Regions from separate parts of the Mus musculus genome. Here region 1 is linked to region 2. Evidence: chromatin loops called from intact Hi-C (ENCODE). Cell type or tissue: heart. All regions are shown on one strand.

Region 1 (5,000 bases), 220 kb after region 2:
AGGGGGTGAGGAAGAGATTATTATTTTGGGGTGACAAGGCTTCTAGGAGTGCTTGGGATGTGGAGCCCTGACCATTCAGCTCCTCAGTTGCTTGCTTGGGCTGCCTGCTTCCCTCCCTCCATCTCAGAACCCTGGCTCCTGCCTCACCTGCAGGGTAAACCTATTCCTCTGCTTCCTAAGCACACTGGCTTTCAGCTTCATAGCAAAGTCTACCGTCTTTCAGACAGACACAAGTCGCAAGCCCTGAAGGCTCTTTGTCTCCGCCTGGCTGACTCCCACTGAGTTCCTAGGTCTCACTCATCCACAGGGAATCCTTCCAAGACTCGGCAGGCTTAGGCCCTCTGGTTCTTAGTCTCACAGTTTCTTTCCAAAATTCATCATGTGCTTATGAATCCAATACGCTTCTCTCAAGTTCCACACAGAAAAGGCGTTTGCCCACAGTAGCCTCCTACCTAGGTGTGCCTGGCAGGCCTGGTAGGATTTGTGGAGCAGATGTGTTTGCTGTGACCTTGCCTGCCATTGCTGTTGGGTCAGGAGATGGATTTGTGCCCGTGCATGTCAGGACCCAGTACCTATGGTAAGGGCCATCCCTGGACCAGCCTTGCTGTGGGTCACTGGATGCTGTGGCAGACCAGGCCATGGACCATGAGGACAGCTTCCTTCTCAGGACTCTTAATCGGCAGCACTGGAGGACCTCCCCTCCCCTCCTCCCTGGGCAGTCTGAAACCTCATCCTTCTGCAATCACTTTCACAAGAACTGTCTACCCGCCATGGTGGAACTGCTGGCCACAGGCCTGATCGGATCTCTTTATCTGCTCTGCTCCAACTGCCCCATTAAGACAGGGGACACAGCAAGGCTCAGGCTTGGCAGACCCACCCTTGCTCCCAGGGTTTCTTTGGAAAGGGGGTCATTTGTCCTGGTGTAACTTTGAGAACACTGAGATGTGCATGGAAAGGGAGCTTGCCTAAACCTTAGTGGCAGCACACTGTGCCAGAGGCTGATGTGTGTGTGTCTCTCTGTGTGTGTCACTGTGTGTGCATGTGTCTGTGTGCACCACTGTGTGTGTATGATGGTGTGTCTGTGTGTGAGTGTGTCACTGTGTGTTTCTGTGTGTGTCTCTCTGTGTGCCTGTATGTCTGTGACTGTGTTTCTGTGTGTGTTTGTATGTATCTCTGAGTTTCTGTGTCTGTGTGTGTGTGTTTGTATGTGTCTGTGTGTCTGCATCTGCGTGTGTGTTTGACTATGTATGTGTCTGTATATGTGTGTCTGTATATGTCTGTTTGTGTGTCTGTCTGCAACTGTGTATGTGTCTATGTATGTGTCTGTGTGTCTGTATATGTATATCTGTCTGCATATCTCTCTCTCTCTCTCTCTCTCTCTCTCTCTCTCTCTCTCTCTGTGTGTGTGTGTGTGTGTGTGTGTGTGTGTCTGTGTGTGTGTCTGTGTGTGTGTGTGTGTGTGGTGTTCTGAAAAGACAGCTCTGAGTTCCCCACCTTTACTCACCAAGTCTGACAGTGCAGCTTGGGGCTCTGGAGAGCTGGCTGGAAGTCCAGCACTACTCCCACTTCTGTCATGGCTTGACCCACCTGTGTGGCTTTGAGCAAGAACTTGATCTCTCTGAACTGCTAATCAAGTCAGCAAAAGGCAGGAAGGGTCAGTCCTAACTCTGCAGCTGGTCTGGAGAGACGGATTCCCTATACAGCCTCCTGGATGAGGATTGCTAGGCTGACTGTTGAGCTTGTGGAGAAAGAAGGCCCCCAGAGTAGGGGTTGATGGGAATCTGACAGGGAAGCCTGCATCCTCCTCAGGTCCCCTGGGCTCACTTGTATTCAATAAAGGACCAGCATAGGGTGAGGGAGAGCTTGCTGCTTGAACAGGAGGACCCAAGTTCTATCCCTGGAAACCACCTGAGAAACCAGACATGGAGGTCTGGATAGAGGGCTCCTAAGCTAAGAGCACTTGCTGCTCACACACAAAGCCAAAGTCAGAGTTAGGAAGCACAGAAACACCTGTAATGCTAACTCCAGGCAATCTGATGCCCGTTGTGGGTACCAGACACACACGATGCACATGCATGTGTGCAGGCACTCACTTAAAAAAAAAAATCCCTGGCTGTCCCAGAACTTACCGCATAGAACTTACAGAAATCTACCTCTGCCTCATCAGTGGTGGGATTGAAAATGTGTCCCACCATGCCTAGCTGCTCTGGCTGTCCTGGAACTTGGAGATCTGCCTGCCTCTGTCTCCCAAGTGCTGAGATTAAAAGTGTGTGCCACTATTGCCCGGCCCACATTTTTTTTTTAAGCCAGGCGAGGCAGCACCCCTGTGTTGGGGAGGGAGAGGCTGGAGTACCCCTGAGGTACAATGGCCACTGAACCTAATCAACAAGTCCCAAGTCCTAATGAAAGCGCTTGTCTTGTCTCAAAAACAAAGAGAGAGAGCTTCTAAGCATCCTAAGCTCCTAAGGCAATTCACAACCGCCTGTAACTCCAACTCCGGGAGCTCTTGAGCCCTCTACTGGCCTTAATAGGTACTGCACACACATGCACAAATAGATTCGCAATTTAAAAATAATTAAAAAAAAAAAAGATTTAAAGCAAGATTGACCATGTCTAAGAAAAAAATGTCCAGGGTTGACATCTGGCCTCCATACATATGCACACACACACACACACACACACACATGCATACTCATACATTCCAGTGCACACATACAACCAACACAGTTCCTCTATAAGAAAAGCCCCCCCCCGGGGAGGGGGAGAGGGGGAAGAAGGGGAACCTGATCTGGTATTGGGTGAGGGAAAAGGACTGAAGCCCTAAGGGGCAGCAGAAAGAATGGAAACAGGCAACCTCAGGAGAGAGAAGGTTGGGGGGACCCTCCATAAAGCACCAGAAACCTGGGAGGTGAGAGACTCTCAGGACTCAAAGGAAGGGACCTTAGATGAACTGCAGGACAGTAGAAGAGGGAAATTACAGAGCCCACCTCCAGCAGGAAGACAGGATATCAAGTGAGGGATGGGGTTGCCATCCCACAGTCACATCTCTGACCCATAATTGTTCCTGTCTGAAAGAATTACAGGGATGGAAATGGAGAGGATATTGAGGAAAAGAAGGTCCAGCGACAGGCCCAAAGTGAGATCCAGCTCAAGGGAAGGTTCCAAGGCCTGACTCTATCACTGAGGCTATGGAGAGCTTACAAAAAGGGACCTGTCATGACCACACTCTGGAAGACCCAACAAGCAGCTGAAAGAATCAGATGCAGATATTTGCACCCAACCAGTGGACAGAAGCAGCTGACCCCTGTGGTTGAATTAGGGAAGGCTGAAAGAAGCTGAGGAGAAGGGTGATCCTATAGGAGCACCAGCAGTCTCAATTAATCTGGACCCTGAGATCTCGCAAACATTAGACCATCAAACAGGCAGGGTACACTAGCTGATATGAGGCCCCCAACACACATACAGTAGAGGACTTTCAGGTCTGTGTTCATTCAGAGATGAGGCACCTAACCCTTAAGAGACTGGAGGCCCCAGGGAGTTTAGAGGTCAGGTGGGGCGGGGGTGGGGACATCCACATGGAGACAGCGGGGTTGGGAGGAGGTATGGGATGTGGAACAGTTGGAGGGTGGATGGGGGGAATAAAATATGGAGTGTAAAAAATTAATTAAATAATAAAAATAATAAAATAAAATAGAAAAGAAGAAAAAGGCCCACAGTTGTGCATTTTTGCATGTTAGCAATTCAAAACACATAAAATCATGAATGTCAGAGTCAGAGAGTAAAGTTAACAGTTTAATCAGGAGAGGATGTGGGGATTGCAAGCCAGCCTGCGTTTTGCTCTCCGGGTGGTATTCTCTGGTCTCTCTGAGTTACATCAGTCCCATAGAGGCGGAACCTTTGTCTAATTTCCACGAAGCCTTCAAACATATCTGACCACCACACTGAGTGACAAAATCAAAATTTAAAGGTATTTGGCGTCTGCTGAGAGGCATGGAGTGGTGTTTAGCCTAATACATAAAGTCACCCCACAACCTTTCAGAGATAATCCCAGCTCTGTGTCAAATCATACCATCTGAGTATCTAGAGACCAGGCGGGGTCCAGGAAGTCATGTTGCAGCCACCTCCTGGTCTTCGGAGCTTCGTTGTCAGCCTGATGGAGTGATGTACCAACTTGCTTTTTCCACCTTCCTACACCAACCCAGGCAGCGGATGCTGCAAAGACAGAGCAAGCCAAGTGAGAGCAGAACCCTCCCCATACTCACCCTGAGACACCTGGACCACCCAATTCTTATTTCTCTTCTGACTTTCTCAGTTCTCTTAGTATCATGCATTACACATGTTCTGTAGTAGAACACTCAGATACACACACACACACACACACACACACACACAGAGAGAGAGAGAGAGAGAGAGAGAGAGAGAGGAGGGCAGACAGACAGACAGACAGAGTGGGTTTTGAAGAGACATAGCAGGTGCATACATTAGCCAGGCAATATTTTATCTGACATCATTGAGGATTGCCAGGGTGTGGTGACAAGGAAGTACTTTGTAGTTTTATTATTGCTTGTGAATTCACCAGAGAAAATGACTCCCCTTTGACTTGCATGGGACATCCTGGCCTGCCTATGTTGTGCCCTGCGTCTGTCAGGAGCACATCCAGGGCAGGAGTCCTTGTCTTTGACTGCCCTGGTGTCCTCCTCCCTCGAAGGGTGCCATTGGATGGTGCTGCTCCAGGGATGCTCCTCTTGCTGCCTTCGGGGCAGGCAGTATTGGAAGGGATCCCCTGCATTTGTCTCTGCCTTCTTCCCAGCTCCCTCAGCTCTTCCTCTGGGTGCCTACTGGGTATTCTGGCATGGATGTCACCACAAGTATCCCCTTGGGGTACCTCGGTTATTGAGACTCCTGATCAAGGGTAGAATAGTCTCTCTTCCTTGGATTTGCCAAAACAGAACCAGGAACTCCCCTATGAACCCACAGTAAAAAATTTAAAACAGAACTGA
Region 2 (5,000 bases):
AGAACAACCAAGTTTATAAGTTTATATTTTTAGTTTTCAACTAAATATGTATATTAACTATTAGTTGATTACTCTGTGAGTTTCAAGAAGGAAAAGGTGCGGTCTACTTAGAAGTTATTTTGTTGTTTCTCTTTACCCTGAAGATATTTAACTTGTACTAGTGTTCTATAATTACATGTAGTTTTCATTATTTTGATATGTCACTCTATTGCCATGGTTAAGAGCAAAACATTTGTGCTAGTGAGACAGCTCAGCAGGTAAAGCCCCATGCAGTCTTGATGACCTCTGAATTGGACCCCAGAACTCCTGTAAAGGTGGAGGGAGAGAACCAACTGCACAAAGTTGTCCTTTGATCTTCACACCCGTACCCCCCATCACACTCCACCTCTCTCTTTCTTCTCCTCTTCTTGCTCTCTCTCTCTCTCTCTCATACACACACACAGAGAATTATACATTTAAAAATTCAAACAAATTTACTTCAGAGCTAAACACTATAGACTATGCTTGTAATCCCACCTAGAAAGTTTAAGCAGGAGTTTCAGAAGTTTTTGGCTAGCCTGGGCTAAAAACAAGACACCTACCCCCTTTTTGAAGAAAAAAATTAGAATTTCTCTCTCCCAGGTTAGTTATTAACTATAAAACTCTGAGACCATCTAAAACCTATATAGAAAAATATCAGTGGGCAACTTAATGCTTTCTGAGATACTATATTACTTAATCCTTACAGCAAGCCTACCATTGCAATTATCCACAGGGCATTTTTTTGACAGGGGGTCCTGATATAACTGACTGACTTGGAACTCACTCTACAGGCCTCCAATTAACAACAGTCCTTCTCATTCAGTTTTGTGACTACTAATATTACAGTTGTGAGCCACTATGCTTGGCTAATTATCCACATTTTTACACATGCCCAAACAGGTTCATCTATATATTAAATTAAAACACAGAACTTCTTCATAATCATTTAAAATGTATACATTTCAACAGAGTTGAATGTCCACATTGTTGTTTATGAATAGAATTTTGAAAAATTCTACTAGTTCAACCATGGAATGCTGACCATGGGGCTGGAGGGATGGCACAGGTTAAGGTCACTGACTGCTCTTCCAGAGTTTGAGTCTCAGCATTCACACGTGACTTAAAACATCTGTAACTGCAGCTCCACAGAGCCTTACACCCTCTTCTGGCTTCTCACACACATGGTATACAAACATACATGCAGACAAAACATCCATACATATCAAATACAATTTTAAAAAGAAATGTCAAATATAATTTGAAAATTTAAATATTACAGTATTCAAATATGAAGATTTACAAAGAACTATATTGCATGAAGGTAGTAATTAGCTAAATTTAATCTCTTTACCTATACTGTTTTTATTAGACATATTTAACTTTTAAGAAAAGATTCATCTTGTGTGTATGGGTGTTTTGTCTGCAGTGCCTGTGGAGGCCAGACAAGGGTGTTGAATTCACTGGAAATGGAGTTGTAGATGGTTGTGAGCCACCATGTAAATGTTGAAAACTAGACTTCAGCCCTCTGGATGAACAGGCAGCCAGTGCTCTTAACCACTGAGCCACTGCTCCAGCTCCAAGCATAGGTTTAATGCTTAGCTTCTATATGCAGACTAACTTAGAGTCTTACACTGGAAGAATAGGTTTGACCCAAAGAGTAAGAGAGAAATAACAGATTCCAGACTTCTGACAGCAACCTGATTCGAGAGATCCATCCAGGTGCAGTTTAGGCAGAACTACTGAACGTAGTAAGAACTGAAGAAAAGCTATGCAGAAGTCTTTATTCACAGTGGCAGACATAAGCAACAAGTACTCAGTATAAGATCTCTCAATTCTGGCTTTGTGCCATTTGTAGACACTAAAACATGGGAAGAATAGAGATCTATTTGAATTTGTAACTGCAAGACTTTGCGCCGTTCTTTTGTCTTTTGGATGTCTTTGTTTTCTGTTCCGTTCCTCATACCGCCGTCAGTGTGCTAGTGCTTACAGAATAGACACATTTGGGTGGCCCTGATTTATCTCCTGTGGGGAAAGGTAAGGACTGATTGAACTGCATGCAGTTGGGCTGTCGCTCACTAGGGGGAGTAAAAGAGCAAGAGACAGAAAGAGACCGAGAGAAGACTTTTGGTTAAATTAGTGAGTGCGTGCACCAAGAGGAGGAGGGGCCGGCTTGCGTGTAGCGGCTCCACCCTCACTTTGTCAGCAGGTAGAGAGCGTGATTGCAGTCCCAGGGGAAGAAGTCAGAGCTGGTACACCAATTACAAACCACAGGTTTCCTGCTGTAGGGAGCTGATCCAGAATTGTCTTTCTTGAAAGGAAGCACTTCAACCCTGCCTCCTCCTGAACTTCCAAGTCCGTCCATGATTCAGGGATACCGTCTTCTCCCTCTGGGATATTCTGTGATTTGGGTAGTGACTGTTCTATTTGCTGCTTCGTTTCTCATCTCTTCCAAGATATTCCGTACAGAGGCGGAGGGAGAAGACTTTTGTTAGATTTTAGAGATGATTTTGGCTCATCTTTAAGCATTTCCAGAGTTCTTGAGGAGGACAGTAGCTCTCGTCTTGGAATAAGTTTTTGCCTGATCTGCGTGGATTACTTTTTCGGGCTTCGGAATTTCTCAGCACCTACCTGTAGTGCGAGCACTTGGTCTGATTGCAGAGTGAGAAGGTGGAAGCCGGAGCCGTACTGGGTTAAGCAGCTCAGGTCTTTTTTTAAAGCAGGATTTATAAATGCACAATTGAATTTGTTTCATCCCCGTGCCGTGGACTCCAGTGGGCCCGACAGCGCAACAGGTTTGCAGATTTCTTTTGAAATTCTTTCGTGTTTTCTCCCTCCCTCTGTCTCAGCGAAAGTAAAGAATCTATAGAACAGGTTTGCGTTCAGACGCTTGGCTTTTCAGCACTTACTCTGAAGACTTTATAGGATTTTTAAATGACTTCAAAAGGCAGCATACTTTGTGGGTGAAGTGTATTTATAGTTACTTAAGGGTGCGCATTTTAAAAATCTGATGTTTATAAAGAGTCCAAAGTTTCCTAGGAACATAGAAATAACCCAGGTCTCCTCAGCCTGATTTTTTTCAGGGCGCTCAACTTAGAGCCTCTCTACCCCCCTATCTTTTATTCTCCGCCCCCTCAAGGAATTTGAAAACTTAGGAATAGTCCTTTGTTTTTCTCCTGAATCTAGAAGATTACAGATTGTAAAGTCTGGATGTGTTTCCACAGCATTCTGAGGAAAGTCAAAGCGCTTGGCATTCTCAGACTGGAGAATAAACTCTGGGATCCCTAAACGAGAAAGGAAAGTGGAAACAGAAATATGAATTTTAGCTGGGAAAATAATTGCAAAGCTAAACTTTTCAAGTATCTCAAAAGGGAAGTTGGAAGAGATTTTGATACTCAGATTAATTGTGTCGTATGTCAAAGATATATGAATTTGTGCCTAATTTTACAGGCACTTTTGGTGGAACACACACACACAAAATAATATATTGTAGTTCTTTAAAAGTATATAAATTCAGTAGGCCTAGAACTCTGGACTATGCTGAAACACAATTTAGCATGGACATTTTAATTAAGAGTATATGCTTCAGCATCATTAGACATCCCTCCAGGTGGGGCCTGATTAGTTCCCACTCTTCCCCTATTCAAAAGAAAACCTCCTCATGGACTTTAGCCATTTATGGTTGACATTTTTTTCTGGCTTAAAAAGGGCAGCATGTCTTCGTGTTCTGAGCTGAAGTTCCTCCCTCACCTCCGATGCGCTGCTTTAGCCGTTTACTGACCTTGTTTTCTTCATCGGCCTCGGGTTTAGTGCCTCAGGAATCTGATACATATGGAAGACCAGCAGCAAGTGATCTGACATAATACCAATCCATGTTTGTATCTAAAGCACATTTGGAAATTCCAAAGAGAAGAGGTGGCATTTCTGTATTCGCAGTGACGATGGGAGAAAAGGACATACCTGCCCCAGAGGTGGGCTGAAAAGGCCATCTTCTGCTCCCAATCAGGAATACCCCCTGTGCTTGGGAATCTACGTTAGAAAAAGGAAGGACCAGAATCTGACTTGGCTCTCTGAAACGGAGGGCTAGCACTTCTCCCCATTCGTTTTCTGCATTGAGGACCTGCCTTTGGGATGAGCTGGTAGTAGAAGCGGTATGCATGGCCGAAGAGCATTGATGCAGCTGGTAGCATGAGTGGTGGCCACCAGCTGCAGCTGGCTGTCCTCTGGCCCTGGCTGCTGATGGCAACCCTGCACGCAGGCTTCGGACACACAGGACGGGTGCTGGCGGCGGCAGTGGAGTCCGAAAGATCAGCAGAACAGAAAGCTGTTATCAGAGTGATCCCCTTGAAAATGGACCCCACAGGAAAACTGAACCTCACTTTGGAAGGCGTGTTTGCTGGTGTTGCAGAAGTGACTCCAGCAGAAGGGAAGCTAATGCAGGCAAGTAGAATGCGGTTCTGTTTTACCTTCTGTCTGCTTGAAAGATGCCGGTCTTCTTTTAGTTTGGCAAAGCAAAAACCCATGCAAGGGCTTCCATTGCTTAGTGTTGCATTTATTCACGTTTTGTGAAGACATTGCTTTATTGGTAGTGTAAGGCATATTCTTATTTTATATTTGAATATATATATACATATGTATGTATATATATATATTCTGTATTTTAGAAGGCAATTTGCTTATTTTAACTTATGTTGCATTATCTCTTGGATTATACATAATAAAACTTTTCTTTACAAATATATTTGGAACACTATTTTGATAGATGAAAATACAAGTATTTATTTAATTGACTTGAGGAACATAGCTTAGATCCTGTTAAATTGTAAGTGTTAATTTTAATGATCGAGGCACCCTGAAATTCTAGACTGCCCCCGAAGCATATTTGATTACTGTGTCACTTTTAAAATTCGGTCAAGCTTGAATGCTATGGCTGGCTTCCTACCACGTGTGGCTCCCTGTTGCTAATCCCCAAATGGAGAGGA

Evidence for each region. A loop is a pair of places that touch in the nucleus more often than their neighbours do. Peaks named below come from ENCODE experiments on the same cell type or tissue, not always from the same donor. Only the 100,000 strongest peaks of a DNase experiment are listed, where the experiment ranks them.
Region 1: it touches region 2 in a loop (4-fold over the local background); 2 of 42 quality-filtered maps call a loop at or near these places.

The regions. Positions count from the first base shown.
Region 1 is chr11:87,881,185-87,886,184 of GRCm38, forward strand. No RefSeq gene overlaps it. Among named protein-coding and RNA genes, the nearest start is that of Olfr462, 6.2 kb to the right of the region's middle. In heart, a CTCF peak has its summit at 2,515 (motif pointing left); no DNase peak of the experiment used is centred here; H3K27me3 peaks cover 1,744 bases.
Region 2 is chr11:87,660,410-87,665,409 of GRCm38, forward strand. It overlaps Rnf43 (ring finger protein 43), which reads left to right and starts at 2,678. Exons shown (of 10, transcript NM_172448.4): 1 at 2,678-2,813; 2 at 3,727-4,458. The coding sequence starts at 4,207. In heart, a CTCF peak has its summit at 2,094; a DNase peak (open chromatin) is centred at 2,182; H3K4me3 peaks cover 1,653 bases; H3K27me3 peaks cover 1,012 bases.